Linked DNA regions of Mus musculus: region 1 is linked to region 2. Evidence: chromatin loops called from intact Hi-C (ENCODE). Cell type or tissue: left cerebral cortex. All regions are shown on one strand. Region 1 overlaps Efcab6 (EF-hand calcium binding domain 6). Region 2 overlaps Efcab6 (EF-hand calcium binding domain 6).

Evidence for each region. Peaks named below come from ENCODE experiments on the same cell type or tissue, not always from the same donor. Only the 100,000 strongest peaks of a DNase experiment are listed, where the experiment ranks them.
Region 1: a loop joins it to region 2, with 3 times the contacts of the local background. A loop is called at or near these places in 2 of 42 quality-filtered maps.

The regions. Positions count from the first base shown.
Region 1 is chr15:84,049,578-84,057,577 of GRCm38, reverse strand. It overlaps Efcab6 (EF-hand calcium binding domain 6), which reads left to right. Exons shown (of 32, transcript NM_029946.4): 2 at 3,029-3,135. The coding sequence starts at 3,065. Among named protein-coding and RNA genes, the nearest start is that of Efcab6, 12 kb to the left of the region's middle. In left cerebral cortex, CTCF peaks have their summits at 1,322 and 3,408 (motif pointing right); DNase peaks (open chromatin) are centred at 2,354, 3,461 and 5,018; H3K27ac peaks cover 411 bases.
Region 2 is chr15:83,984,943-83,992,942 of GRCm38, reverse strand. Efcab6 (EF-hand calcium binding domain 6) reads left to right here. Exons shown (of 32, transcript NM_029946.4): 7 at 3,985-4,121. Among named protein-coding and RNA genes, the nearest start is that of Efcab6, 76 kb to the left of the region's middle. In left cerebral cortex, no CTCF peak of the experiment used is centred here; DNase peaks (open chromatin) are centred at 558, 1,083, 3,114, 3,525 and 1 more place; H3K27ac peaks cover 614 bases.

The sequences.
Region 1 (8,000 bases), 65 kb before region 2:
GCTTGCTTGAAACTTGCTCTATAAACCCAACTGGCCTAAAAACCACAGAGATATGCCAGCCTCTGCCTTCCAAGTGCTGAGGTTAAAGGTGTGTGCCCCAGGCCTGGCTCTGTGTCTTTTATCTTGAAAGATGAACTGTGCCAGGAAGACGAGGAGTGTGATGGCTGTTCTTGGTTGTCAGCTTGATACACCTGGACAAAGATTAAAGAATTAATTCTTTAATTAATCAATTCTCCATTAAAGAATTGTCCCCATCAGATTGGCCCGTGACCGTTTTCTTGATTGCTAGTTGATGGGGGGAAGGCTGCTCCATCCACTGTGGGCCGTGCCATTCCTAGGCACGTGGGCCTGGAATGTACAAGAAAGGTAGCTGAGCTGGAGCAAGCAAGTCAGTGAGCAGCAATCCTCCATGACTTCTGATCCAGTTGATGCCCCCAAGTTTCTGCTTTGCGCTCCTGTCATAGCTTCCCTTGATAATATACACTAGAAGCCAAATAGACTTTTTCCTTCCCAAGTTGCTCTTAAAAGTTGAGTGTAAGCCGGGCGTGGTGGTGCACGTCTTTAATTCCAGCACTTGGGAGGCAGAAGCAGATGGATTTCTGAGTTCAAGTCCAGCCTGGTCTACAGAGCGAGTTCCAGGACAGCCAGGGCTATACAGAGAAACCCTGTCTCAAAAACAACAACAACAACAACAACAACAACAACAACAAACAAACAAACAAACAAAAACAAAAACCCAAAACCAAACAGCAACAACAAAAAACAAAACAAAACTTGAGTGTATGTCTTCAACTGAGACTACACTCTTTGATACTTAATTTAAAAAAAATATTTGCATAAAAGTTGAGAAAACTGATATAAAGAGGTGGTGGGTACTTCCAGCTTTCCCTTCCCCGAAGCCCCGTGATACCGTTCGCAGAATAACCATAGTTCAGTCTTCAAAACTGGGACACACGCGTGAATATCATGTCAAATTAACTGAACGGAGAGTTTAAAATTTTATTTGGATTCAGGAGTGTCTTTCTTTTTCGCCCGTTGTGGGGGTCTCTGAGGTGACCTCGGTCCACAGAGTGATGGTTTACAAGAAGCAAGAAGCCCAGAAGTTCTGTTCAACACAACTCAGTAGCAGGTGCTGGTTTAACCTAAACATCAAGAGTCTGACCCTGAGTTGTTTCTTTTTGGCGAATTTAAGTACAGCACAATTTGGTGAATTTTTTTCTAGTGATAACAACCCCTCAACCATCTACATGGTCCATGGCTTACAACGGTCCTCAACTTCAATTCCATGGGGTCTAGCACCTCCAACAGGCCTCCGTGGGAACTGCAGTACGTGGAGGCTTAATGAAGCCAAAGGCTTGACTGTATTGGAACTTTGTAAAATATACCTCACATCTTCCATAAAGCTAGGTTTTATAGATTGACTGAGAAAAAACAAGCTCGTGAGAAGGGTCTGGAGAGGTCTTGACTCCTAAGGAAGTATGAAGGTCACCAGGTCATTAACCATATTCGCTCCCAGTCTTTTGGACAGAAAACAGGTTATACATCTCTCCCCTTGAAGAGACAACTGTGTGTGCTCAGCACTCATGAGTCTACTAGTGCTTATCTGTGAGCTAAGAGCCCCCATGCCTCCCATATCTCAGGACAGTTTTTATTGAAGCTTAACAGTATAATTTGGCAGCATTTGTTAGAACATTAATAGGCTGTAGTAATTTGAGGTGTGTGTGAATGGGGGGCGGGGTGAGGGTCTTCTGTGTCGTCCAGACTGGCCATAATCCTCCCTCTGGTAGGATGATTAGTGTCCACCACCCATTCCTCTGCTGGCAATCTACTTTTTAAGAATGGAATAATATAATTTTGTATTTTTTTGTCTTATTTTTGTGTGAGATGCATGTGAGTGTGGAAGCAGGAGGTCAATCTTCTGTGTCATCCTTAGGATGCTGTCTTCTGCCTTTTACAAATCAATTTCATAGGAATGCCCCCGGTACTCTCCTGCCTCATATCTCCCCAGCACCGGGATTTTGTGTGTACCTCCATTTCGGATTTTATTTTATTTTATTTTTTAGTGTAGGCTCTGGGCATAGAACTCAAGTCCTCTGTAGGAGCAGGAAGTGCTCTTAGTCACCGAGCCATCTCTCCAGCTCCATGGTTTCAGTTTTCAAAGTCTCACACCAATAGACACATCATCACAAAGTGGGTGAAGGATGGCCGAGGTCCCTGTCACGGCGTAAGGGAGGCTGGTCTGCGCAGAGGTTTCCACAAGGGCTTCTCAGGAAAGTGACATTAGTTTTGAGATCCAGGGCGGCAGTTTCCAGAGTGATGCCTGGGGCCTGTGGAGGCAGCGGCAGCCAGCCCTCAGGAACTTGGACAGTCATGCATTCTGAGTTCCCGCCCACTCTTCATGGCGATCGGAATCTAGAACTGAGACCTAGATTCCAGAATCTAGAACCTGTTTCTAAGAAAGATTCCAGGTGACTCTGAGGGACATTGAGGCTCGAGAACCAGTGATCTCCAGGACGAGGAGAGTTCAGGAGGCAGAGAGGGAGAAGTGTGGGTGGGTAAGGCAGAGGCGATCCCATGTGAGGACAAAGGTGTCTGCGTGGAAGAGACCTCGTATGTCTCAGGGACCACCTGAGGCCAGCGTGGTGGAGGTGTGGGAGCAGGAGTGGGAGGCAGCTGCTGGAAGACACAGGTTGATGCATTGTCTTTGTGGGTATCAAAGCCCAGGGCCTGAAGGACAGTGACAATGATAGGAAGAAACAGGACACCACAGGGCTTTCAAGTTATTGTTCTGGCTGTTGTATGGAAGTGTGTGTGTGTGCAAGTTGTGTGTGTATGGATGTGTGCATGTGCGCGTGCATGTATATGTGTATGTGTGTGCACGTGTGTGTGTGTGTGTGTGTTGGGCGGGAACCTGGGAGGAGGAGAATGTGCCTACAGTGCTCACAGACTAGCTTCACGTATGGCTCAGAGAACCAAGGAAACTGTTGAGCTCTCGGGTGCTAACTGGGTGCTAACTCTTCTTTCTCAGAATTCACAAATTTGCAAGTATTTGATCTAGAAGGAAATGAAGCGCAACGGCACCAGGCTAAACTTTGCTAAAGCCAACAGCACCAAGTCGGGTAGCACAAGAGCAAGGTGAGTCGCTGCCATGCCCAGCTCCATGCTGCCTGCTGCAAGACCTGCTGGGAGGGTGCCTGCGAAGCTGGGGAGGCTTTTGCTGCCAACCCCCACTAGTGTGTGTCAGCCGCTCATCTGGCATGTAACAGGAGTGCCCAGGCTGGTGCATTCTGACATGTAGTGGCCTGAAGCTGATTATCAACGGGGCAGCCACTATTTGTTACTCACAGTGACTTTCGAGCGCACTATGCAAACAGTTGGACCGCTCAGGATTCCTGCAGCACTTCCCTCTTCCTGTAGGTGGCAGCAGCAGCAAATTTTTGGTTGCTCTGCCTGAAGCAGAGAAACCCTGGAAACTTTGCCTGCTACATCTGAGGACTTGGGGACATGCCTGGACTATAAATAGTATATGCCAAACACACTGTGTCTGCTGGTTGGACAGGGAGAGAGTTGTCTCCAGTTCTTAGGCTTCTGAAGTGCTGAGAACAGGACAGCTCTGCAGCAGCCGACCGTGGTCCTGCCTCTTTCCTTTGTCTGTGTCTGTCAGCGTGGTGGGGGTGGGCGCTGAGAAATCCACCGGGTAGATCATTATGTCCATGACAGAGAAAGCAGAACACAGACAGCCTGAGACACACAGAGATGCTCCGATGTCCTGAGATTAAAGGTGTGTGCCGCCACGCCTGCCTCATTTACCACTCTTTGGAGGACCGATGTGCTAGGTGTATAGTCATGGTCTCCTGGGGAAAGACACATGGAAATTCATGAGACTTGTGGTCCTGTGGGAACTTTACTAATGCTTCCTATTTCCCAGTAGCGCGGAGGAGTGAGGAGTCATGGATGGTGTGGAAATGGGAGGGGGGTGATCTTTAGGCATGGAAGGAAGGAATGTGAGTGTGTGGGTCTTATATGCGTGTGGTGTGTATGTTTTAGGGAGTTGAGCAGATGTCTGTAGTGTGTATGTACCTGCGTGGTATGTATATAGTAGAAGTATGTGTTATGGTGTGAGGGGTGGGTGTAGCATGTGGTGTGTACATGTGCTTCAAGTGTATGTGATGCGCGTCAGGAGTGTGTATGCTGAGCATGTGGTAAGTGTGTGTGGTGACTGTATGGTAAGTATGTGTAGTAAGTATGTATGATTACTATGTTTTTTGTGTGTCATGTGTGTGGTGAGAGTGTATGGTGTGTGTAGTATATGTGTACTGTAGTATGTGGTATGTGTGAGGAGTGCCTGTATGGTGAGGTTGTGGCATGTGTTTGTGTGTGTGTGTGCGGTGAATGTGTGTATGGTATATGTGGGGTGTGTATGTGTATAGTAAGTGTGAATGTATATATTGTAGGTGGGGTTTGTGTGTGTGTATGTGTATATGTGTGTGTGTGGTGTGTGTATGTATGTGTGTGGTGTGTGTATGTGTGTGTGGTGAGTGTGAATGTGTGTGTTGTATGTGGGGTTTGTGTGTGTGTGTGTGTATGGCGAGTGCCTGTGTGGTGTATGTGGTGTGTGTCTATATGATGTGTGGTGCATGTCTATATGATATGTGGTGCATGTGTGTGTGTTGAGTGCCTGTGTGGTGTATGTGGTGTGTGTCTATATGATGTGTGGTGTATGTGGTGTGTGGTGTGTGTCTATATGATGTGTGGTACATGTCTATATGATGTGTGGTGCATGTGTGTGTGTTGAGTGCCTGTGTGGCGTATGTGGGGTGAAAGAGAGAAGCAGCTTGGTTTTGTGAAGCTTGTTAGTCTAACTTACAATTTCCCACATAAAAGTAGAGTTTCAAATCACGGTGGGTGCAGTGCAGAGTCGGTCCTGGTGTCCAAGGGACGTTGAATGGCAGGGAAGCTTCTGCTAGGAGTGGAAGGTGCAGCTGGTGGTGGGAGGCACAGGGTGGGCAGGAGCCAGTGCGTGTGACCCACTTCTAAGAGAGCATCAGAAACAGAAGGACCCAGGCTCCACCTTCCCAGCATAGCTATTTTTGTTGCCTCTTTTCCGTGCCGTCCATGAGGAAGCAGGTATTTATATCAGGGCGTTTGGACTACGTGCTCAACTGGGCCCTCCTCTTTACATTGTTCTAAGTGCATTATGTTACTATATATTCCTATAGTCACCATTTCCAGGTCATTAACACACATTATCTTTAGGAGCTGTGCTTGTCTGAATGTTGGGTTGATGGGGTTTGTCTTGTGCTGTGAGGAGGTGGGGGAGACTTGAAACCCCAACAGCATTTCTCAGGCTGGGCTTCAGGATGAAGGAGGGGGGCTATGCAGGGACATGAGAGACTCCAATGAAGGAGGCTGGGATTCAGACAGGAGGCTGCCATCATGGAGGCCAGTCCGGTTTATAAGCACTGTTGTTTCTGCTAAATTCAATTCAGATGGCTGGCTAAATTGTTTTATTTTATTTTATTTTTTTAAGACAACCTATCATTTAGAAGCTGCTTGCAGATCAGCTCACATCCTTCTAATTCCTATGTTGAGAACTGTGAACTGGGGCTTGCTGCAGCCCCACACCGAAGTTTAAGATGGAGACAGCCTGGCCTTCCCATGAAACACACACAAGTACACACTGGTGCAAGTGTGTAACCGGCTGGGAATTAAGTATAGGCGAGTTTGGGTCTCAGCCTTAGGGCCCCAGTAAATTTGGCCTTTTTTTTTCTCTAGTGTTTAATTTTTTGAAAAACACAGGTAATGGTGCAAAGTTGATAATTAGACACTCAGCAGCCAGAGATGTAGGCATCTGGCATTGCGTTTGAAGCTGGCAGAAGCTTTGCTAGGTTTTTGTATTGGCTTGACTCGTGTGTGTGTGTGTGTGTGTGTGTGTGTGTGTGTGTGTGTGAACATTGAGAAAGCACCATGGCCTATGTTTATCCTTCCTTTCTGAGGATATTTTTTAAAAGCAGTGGGCAAGTATGTTCAGCCCAGCTTGGGGTCACCCGAGAGTGTGTTTCCAAGAGAAGGCATGGAAGGCTGACATGATGGGTCAGGAACACTGTCTGCACCTCTCAGTGCTGGGTTGATACACACATTTGGCTTTCGTTGGTTTGTTTTATTTATTTCATCTCTATGGTATTTGCCTGTATATCTGTGCACCACACATGTCCTTTGTGCCTGCAGAGGTCTCAAGAAGGCATTGGATCTCTGGGGACTGGAGTCACAAATAGCTGTCAGCTCTGTGTGGATGCTGGGAATTGAACTTGGGACCTCTGGAAGAGCAGCCAGTGATCTTAACCTCTGAGCCATCTCTCCAGCCTGTGCCTGACTTTTTTTTTACATGGGTTTTAAGGATTAAACTCTGGTCCCTTGTTTGCAAGGGAGTACTTTACCAGTTGTGCATTCTCTCTAACACTATATTCTGTTTCTTTAATATATACATAAGAATGTATAATATCTAGCTGTCTACCTATCTGTATTTGGTTTTTGAAAATTTTTGTGTTTGAACATTTTGCCTGCTTGTATGTATGTGCATCATGTATGTGCAGTGTCCATAGAGGCCAGAAGAGGGTGATGGATGCCCTGAAACTGTAGCTACAAATGGGTGTGAGCCACCATGTGGGTGCCGGGAACCGAATCTAGGTCCTGTGGAAGAGCAGAAAGTGTTCTTAATCGCTGAGCCATTGCTCTGGCTTCTATGATGTGTATTTTTATTCTTAATAGATATAGTAGTTTGTATATGTTTAGAGAATATTGTTTGCCCTTTTTACTTTTGGTCGTGCTGGGGATAGAATCCAAGCCATCTATATATTAAGCAAGTGGTGTACCACTGCGCTGTGTCCTCAAGCCTCCACACACCGTCCGGATACATGGATTCTGCCTGTAAGGAACAGAGCTTACTCATCCCTTCAAACACTCCGCATCTCCTGGTGTCTGGAACACTCGGCATCGGCATCCTCTCTATTAGCGGCTTTGAAATGTCCTCAGTGCCAAAGGAAATTGCCCTCTTGTGTGATAGAATGTTAAAGGGTCGCTTCTCTATTCAGCTGCACCCGCTGCCCGTGCCCCACCTGCTTCCAGGCTCTCTGTTCCACTGTCTTCTATTTGATCAACTCAGTCTCCATGCAACACCTTGTCCCTGTATTCTACACTGCTCTTGTTAGAGGCGGAGGGGCCCCTTGTTCCTAAACCTGTATGTATATATGTTTATGGATGAGTCCATATGTATGAACATGTGTATAGCAGGCAAAGACATTTTCTTCCCTCCTTATTTTTTAAGGTAGAATCCTTACTGAGCCTGCCAAGTCTCCTAGACTGGCTGACCAGAGGGCTCCAGACAGCCTCCTTGTCTCAGCCTTCCCTGCATTGGGGTGGCTAAATGATCATCTTATTTACACAGGTTCTGGGGCTTGAACTTAGGTCCCCATGCTTAGTGGAGTAATCACTTCTCCAACTGTGCCACCTTCCCAGCCCTGTTACTGTTTTATGACCTCCTGTCAATGTGCGTCTACCGCCTGACTTAGATGGGAAGACGCAGGAAGGTGAGAGGCGTTCATTTCTCTCCCTCTCTAGACCGCCGCTGTGGCCTGCCTGTGGCTTGTGCTGAGCGCATACCTGTTTGGAATATGTTTACATCATGCATGCTTAGGTTGAATATCAAATAGGGCCTGTTTTCAGAACCATTCCGGTCAGCCCTTTGGACCATCTGTGTAGTAACGGAGTCATGCCAGCCTGCCTTTGGTAGGAAGGAGAGTTGCAAGAGGTCACACAGGTCATCCAGCCATCCTCCCCTGGGAGAAAGGGTGATTCCTTGCCAGGCTCTCAGCTGCATCCGGAGGAATTGCTTTTCCTGGGATGGTGCTTTTGTTTGTTTGCCTGTCCCCCGCCCCCTTGCCTTCAGCTAAGTGTTTCCTGAATGGAATGGCTCTGTACTGAAGTAATAAAGCACACCTCAG
Region 2 (8,000 bases):
AAGCCTGGGACACAGGCTGTCAGTGGGTAAATAGAGAAACAAGGGGAGTGGTCAAAACAGGCTGAAGGTGTGCTCTGGCTCCCCTCTGAGCAGGCTCAGTGTGACTGAGGCGTGCGTGAAGGCAGGGAGGGGCCTGGCTAGCACAGAACACCAGAACTGGAGAGGTGTGTACTGGCTTGCTACTGTAAGCAAGGCTAAGGCTGGGCTCACAGCTGGGACAGAGGAAGAAGGAGAGAGAGAGGCTGGGATTATCCAGGGTAGTATTCCAGTACCAGAGAAGTCTCTCACAATGGCAGGCTAGGGGTGGCAGTGGGAGCAGGGAAGGGTGAATAGACTTGGTCATTGTTGCTGGGCCCTTGGCCGCTTACTTTCTCATTCCTTTCTTGTTCTCTCCCACCCTGTACCGACCGGTCCCCCTCACCAGGACCCTCGCTCTGATGTCTCTGCGAAGTCTCGCCATCTGTAGCTCCCTTCTGTGGCTGCTGCCAAACTTGCGTCTGACAAGTGATAAGGAACTTGGAGAGGTACCTCTGGTGGGCGAGAGCTCTGTGCCAGGTTTGCGGCTCGAGGCTCTCCACGCAGAGGACCCATCTGGGTTGCCATGGGACTGCAAAGCAGAGTGTCGCTCCTGTCCTCCTCCACGTTCCCAGAAGAAGTGGACAAGGACTTAGCGGCAGAGCGGGCACTGTAGTTTCTCTGGCCCCTGGGTGCAATTGCTGTGGGTATCTAGGGTTCCATCTTTAGACCCAGGGATGTGCTGGCTTAGTCTGGTTTCCAGTACCAGCCTGGGATGTGATCAGAGGCACCTGTGTGCTCTGGTTATTAGAAGACGGTCCTTAGCATGTGACTTCACACTTGTCAGCTAGGGATCCTGTGATGGTTGTCATCATATCAACACCAAGCAAATGCCAGGACTACATCTTTTAGTTGGGACAGAGCCCTCAGAGCTCTGGTCAGGTGGAGGAGACCCGTGCAGCCAGGCCACAAGGCTTCCCTAGCATATGGCTTTTTTCCCTCAGGCAGCCAGGAAGGATCGAGTCACTTATTCCAGCAAATGTTTCCCGAGCATGAACATTCCACTTAGCGCTTAGACCAGGCCCAGCAGGGAGCATCTCCTGCAGTGTAGCTAATGTGTTCTGAGGGACTGCTGGGACAAAAAGGGTCCTGTGACCTTCTGAGGAGGCTTGTAGAAGATCAGGGAAGTGTGAGGGGCTATCCAGATGGGCTGGATTAGAGTGAGGACCAGAGAAAAGGCAGCGGATCTGCCATTCCTGAGGTGGGAGGGTGGAGGGAGAGCCGTTCCAGTCTGGGAAATCTGAGAGGTCACTGGCAGGTGACACACAGGCAGCTGGGTGTTCTCTGGACTCAGCTGTGCTCTCCAGAAAGCAAGCAGCCAGCTTGGCAAGGTGGGGCAGGACTTCAAGACTGGGAAGTGGAAAAAGATAGGAATAGGCTTGGAGGTGACTCAGTGGGGACACCACCTAGTGTATGCAAGTTCCTGGGCTCTGTCCCCAGCACTGTCAACAAAAATGTTAAAGGTGAAATGGATATTTGAATGTCGTGGGTATGGGTGCATATGTATGTTCATGAATGCATATGTTTTCTCCCACCCCAAGTGTGTGTGTGTGTGTGTGTGTGTGTGTGTGTGATATGTATGTGTGGTATGTGTGTGTGCATCTGTGTGTGGTGTGTATGTGTTGTGTGTGTGTGTGTGTGTGTGTGATATGTATGTGTGGTATGTGTGTGTGCATCTGTGTGTGGTGTGTATGTGTTGTGTGTGTGTGTGTGTGTGTGTGTGATATGTATGTGTGGTATGTGTGTGTGCATCTGTGTGTGGTGTGTATGTGTTGTGTGTGCATGTGTGTGTGTGTGGTATGTGTGCATGTGCATGTATGTGTGTATACACTACCATGGCAGAGAAGACTCAGAATACAGTGCCCAGTCCTGTGGAATGAGGGGCCAGGGTCAAGGGAACAGGACGCACTCACCAGCACGTTTCTCTCCAGGTGCATCAGGCCTCCTGTGGGGGCATAGGAAAGGGGCGGAAAAGCTGGCTCAGCCAATGAAAGTCTGCAGTACTCTTGCAGGGGACTGGAGGATGATTCCCAACATCCATATTAGGCGGCTCACAACTGCCTGTACCAGATTTAGGGGATCTGGTAATCCTTGGGTTTGTGAGCGCCTGCATTTAAGTATCCCCCCCTCCCCTGCAACACACACTTACTTTGGAGTAGACCATGGGTAGGATTCATTCAGGGTTGAGGAGGTGTAGGGAGAAGGGGGGATGACACATTTGAGGGGTGCTCAGAGGAAGAAGAGGTAAGGAGATCGCAGAGGAGAGCGACCTGTAAGCAGGGGACCCAGGGACAGAGGCTGGTGGGCTTTGGGCTTTGGAGGGAGTGATCTAGAAAGCAGAGGGACAGACACCTTGGCTTTGCAGGGTCAGTGGCCGTCGGTACTAGCACAGCACAAAGCTTGAGTAAGAACGGTGGTTTTCTGGAAGGGAGTTCAGGTGTCAGAAGGGTGGTTGGCATAAACACGGGGACTCATGTGGCCCTGGTACCCACAGCACGAGGGGTAAAGCAGTGGGTGGAAGGACAAGTGGCCAGGGTGAGGCAGAGGCAAGGACTGGAAGTGGCTCCAGGAGAGCACTCACCCTACCTAGCTCCTGACTCAGGAGCGCCCAAAGACTGAAGAGACCTGGAGAGGCTGCAAGAGGGACTGTCATATGGATAGGCCAGGCTTCACCAGCCTAGGAACCTATGGAGAAAGTCTTGAGGAAAGGGGAACCCACTTGCTGCCTAGTGCTTCTCTCCACTCCCAGGCTTGCTAAAGTTCCTTAGAATCCAGGCTAGACATGGCTGCATCTGTTCCTCTGACCATGGAATCAGCTCCTCTAGAACCAGGCTTCTCTCTTCTTTCTCTCTCTTTCCTGGCAGTGCCCTCTGTAGTCAGTCACTCCTGCTGGCTCAGTGCCACCTCCTACAGGAAGCCTCCCAGACCACACTAGCCAGAAGTGTTTATATTCCTTTGAAGGCCCATGCCTCTGCCCACTCCATATCTGACTCTTACTCCCAGTTGCTCTTCTCCTCTAGTGACAACTGTGTTTGCGTGTCTAGCCTTCCTTCAGGGGAAGGTCATGAAAAGACAGGCTGCAGCTGAAAGATGGTATCGTGTTGTCTAGCCATGAGCTGTTGAGTCAGTAAGGCCCTGTTGGATCTCAGTTACTATATCTGAAGATGCACTTGGTGGGGCGGGAGCACTTGCTGGCAGGGCATGGTGGGATGGGAGCACTTGCTGGCAGGGCTCTGAGCACTCAAATGACCCCATAGAAGTCTAATTGGCACAGAGACCCAGTTCCCCATCCTTGCATCTTTTTCAAGGACCCTGCCAAACATCTCACACGGCTACTCATTGCAGAATTCAGAGATCGTTGTAAAACTTTTCTGTGGTATCTTTAAAAAAAAATAAAAAAATTTTAAAAAATTGAGAGGTTGAAATAGACCGTCAGATTTTCCAGCTCGCAGTAAAAATAGTTCGCATATGGCCATGAAAAGCAAAAATCACACAAGTCCAGCTATGCCAGGACTAGTTTTTCAGCATCAATTAGCAGAAAAGAGTTTTTCATACAGCCTTAAAATGGAATGAATTGTGTATGAGACTTACTGCTTTACATTAAAAAGAGTTTTTTTTTTTTTTTTTTTTTTTTTTTACAAACTTACTAAGACCATTTACTGAGACAATTGCCTTGCAAACTCTCAATATATGCAAAATGTTCTTTCGTCGTTGTTTTTTTTTTTCTTCCAAAGATGTCATTGTGCAATGTGTACTGTGGTGAATCTTTGAAAACATTTTATTTTATTTTACAAGAAGTAGTAAAAAAAAAAAAGAAAAGAAAGAAAGAAAGCCTCTCCACATTGGTTGCCATTTGAGGTTTTAGCCTCGGGCCTCTTGACTTTTCCCAATCCCTCTTCTTTTCCGCAGATCTTCCGGAACATGAGGAGCATCAGGAAAGTCTTCCAGGTCATGGATGTCAACAACACAGGCCTGGTGCAGCCCCAGGAGCTGAGGCGCGTTCTGGAGACATTCTGCCTGCGGATGCAGGATGGTGATTATGAGAAGTGAGTGGCAAGATCCAATGACAGTGGCAGGTTGCTGGGCCTTTCCCTCCCTCGGTAGCTCTCTCCTAGGCTTCATTTTGGACACTGCCACGTTCCTCCTGAGACCATGAATTCTCAAAAGCCCCCAGCCCCTCTTATTCCTTGAGGAGGGAGTGGTGAGCACCGCTATCCAGCTTGTGTATCTGCGTGGGTGGGTTACTGCTGCTCCGTCCCCTGCCACCATTCTCTCCTGTGTGTGCCCCCCTCCTGTGTGTTTCCAATTCACTGGGAGTTTGACTCCAGGCCTGGGGCAAAGAGGAGAAGGGACCAGTGTTGAAATTCACTCATCTGTGGGCTACTGCCGTGGAATCTTTGAGTCTTCACGTAATGGCTCAAACGTTCTTCTCCCTAGAGGACATTGTTCCTGGGGGCAGCAGGTTGTGACAGGATAGGGACTAACACAAAGTGTTTATCTGTTTCCTGACAATTGCCAGATGCCACCACCTGCTCCTGACTCTGGCTGCAGCACAGCACTCATGGGTGGGGTGGCCAGATGCTTGGCTCCTGCTCTGTGTGAGGTTTGAGTAGGACGCGCTGGAGGAGAGCCCCGTGGTGTTTCTTTATTGAAGTGCCCAGCTGAGAGGATGCCCTCTTCCTGCCCTTTTCCCAATCTCTTCTCTGAGCACAGCCTCCACCCGCCCTGGGCCTTATCTCTGCTTCCTGGGGTCTCAGTTATCCACAGTTCACTGGTCCAAAACTGCTCAGTGAGAGTCCTGAAATAAGCAGTCCATGTTCTGAGTACCCTCCGCCATACAGTGTATGCTGTCTTGTCCCCTTAACTTATTCCTGTTGGCCTCTCACTGTGCTTGTAAATTAATAGGGAAAAACCTAATACATACTATGGACACACTCATGTGTGCACATACGTAGATAGGCGGCTTAGTGTCATGGGATTGGTGGACCTTGGCTCATGTCCTAGTGGTTCAGGGATGCCTGGACCCTGCAGGCTGCTTCCAAACCTCTACTGTTTCTGCAGAGGCAGAGAGATAAGTTAAAGGCTCTGGAGTTAAAGGTTACTGTTAGGAGGGGGTCACTGCGGCTTCTGACAACTTTCCTGTAGACAAGATCGGGGCTGCAGGCAGCAGAGGGATTTTGCCCAGAGCAAGCAAACACAGAGGGCATGTGCCGGTAGCTCCGAAGGGGGCTTGCAACCAGAGACTTAAAACAAATAAATGGATCCTTCCCACTCTTAAATATGGGTTCTTCTTTCTTCCTCTTTATAACTTACCTCAGAATATAAAAGGCATAATAGATGTTTTAATTTTTATATCCTTTCTGGCTGGGAAAGTGTCCAGAATAAGATCCAAACAAAACAAATTAAATAATTTTGTGCGTGCAATTACAGAGCGGAGGCAGGCCTCTTCTGAAACAGGCCGTCAGAAACAAAGCGGGCTTTTATTTGACAATAAACCTTGTGTTTGGCACCGCAGTCTCCAACCTAGTAAATCTATATATAAAAAAGTTACTGTCTGTTTCCCCATCTCTTAAGTATTGAATAATAAAGTACTCCGCAAATTTTTATTCGAGATTCCTTTCAAGCCTCAAAAACAATGGTGCTTTGTCACTGCAGCCCTGAACAACGTTCCGAAATAGAATTGGTTCTGTGGACGCACACAGAGGCTGATTTCTGCTGGGGCTTTAATGCCTTCCTCGAGGGAAATCCCAGAGGACACTGGGACTCTGTGGCTTTCCTGGTGTCCACTTTGCCCTTTGCAGTTCAGAACAAGGTGCACACAGCCTTTTTCAGTAGTGTGGTCTAGCGTCTTCCTTCTGTTTAAGATCTGCACTGGGCACTTCGTGTGGTAAGAATATCCAGGCTCTGAAGTCAAGGCCGTGCTTGGATCCCCATTCCTGGAACATCAAGGTGTTACCAGGACTCCATTTTCTCTTAAAGAAGTAGGTGTTGAGGGGGTGGGGGACTGGGGAAATAGTTCAGACTACAGGGTGCTGACCCTGCCCTGCAAGCAAGAGGGCCTGAGTTTGATCCCAGTAAACACATTAAAGAAAAAAGAAACAGGGGGTGTGGTTGCATGTGCTTGTAACCCCAAAGTTTGTGAGGTTGAAACAGGTGGATCTCTGAGCCTCACCTGCCAGCCAGTGTAGCCTCCTTGCGGAGTTCCAGCCAGCAAGACAAAACAACAAAAGCAGGTGATAGCACGTGAGGAACAATAGCTGAGGGGCTTGTCCTCTGGTCTCCATACACATGTGCCCACCCAACCATATTCACCAGCACGCTTGTGCAGATACACACATGCACACAAACACACAGACACATCCGCATGCATGGATGCATGCATGCGCATGTGCGTATACACACACACACACACACACACACACACACACACACACACACGTACCCACACACACAAATGTACCCATATACATGCATGCACATGTGGGAAATGGGCTAGGTACCGAGAAGCCCACCCCACAGCATGGGGATGAAGACATGATGTAATAATGTGTGTAGCACGCCTGTGTTATGCTTACATGTGCCAGGTGTTCATCTCGGTGGGCAGCGTCCCAGTCCTGATGACCTGGGATCCTGTTACAACTTCTAGACAGTCACCTGCTGGGTATCTCTCAGCCTGTGCAAAACCCAAGGCCCAAGATGACCTCACCATCAGGTCTATGAATCTATTAAATCTGTGTGAAGTCATTTCTGAGCAGCCCTGTAATCCATCAAACTGTAGAAGGCCAGCCTGTGCTAGGGTTGCCTGGAAGGTGTTTTTCCAGGTTGCGATGCTGGAAAGGTTCACTGGGATCCCTCCCCCCCCCCGAGCCTCCCCTTCTTTCTAAATTTAGCCTCCTGTGAGTCCCACTTGCCTGCTGCTTTCTTCAGGCTGTGTACCCACCCCAGGCCTCGCTGCCTAGAGTTGGAGTCCCTGGGATAGTGTTGTAAGAACAGCTTAGCGTCTAAGCGCTTTCTATGACAACCTTTAGACATTGTATGTCTGCGAGGGGGTGTGTGTGATGACATGGGTGTGCCTGCATGTGCATACACATGCCTGTAGAAGCCAGAGGCCAGTCATATCCGTTCCTCGAGAACTGACCACCTTGTTTTCTGAAGGAGAATTTCTCAGTGAGACCTCAGGCTCACTGATTGGGGTAGACTGGCTGGCTGGTGAGGCTCATTACTTAGGGTAGAGTGGTTGGCCAGTGAGCCCCAAGGACTCACCTATGTCCATCTCCCAGCTCTGTGGTTATGGACTCTGGGGATCAAAGTCATATCTTCAACTGGCACATCAAACATTGTACAGACTGAGCTATCCCTCCCCACCCCCCAGCCCTGCAGAAAGCCTTTTGAGACCCTGCCTTTCTGTTCAGGGCCAGTATTCGTCTCTAAAGTGTTTTCTCCAGGGCATACTACCATGGGCTTCCATCTGTCCCCCACATGCATACAGCAGGTTCCTGAACCTAGGACTCCAGGTCCTTAGCCCAAGCCAGGGTTCTCCTGTAGGCAGACCCTGGCTGCTGGGATACTGCAGTTGCAAGGAGTCTTCAGTGTTGGGTGAGCCTTCACCAAGCTCCCCTGCCTTGCTTGAGCAGCACGCTGGCCAGCAGCCTCGCAGGCTCGCAGGACTTAGGCAGATACTGGCAGGTACTTCCTCCCAGGTCTGGAACTTCTGGGATGTTTTCACAGGATCAGGGCTGAGAGGAAGACAGGGGCTGTTTAGGGAGTTTCTGAGTTAGCATCTGGCAGCCGTCATCCCTCTGGATAAGTTTTCCTACTAGGACAGTAGGAAGCTTCATCGAGTGGAAGAGAGGAACAGTGGGGAAGGGATCCACGGTGCTCCCTGCGCAATCTGGAAACCAGAAAAATAACAAATACTTTAAGTA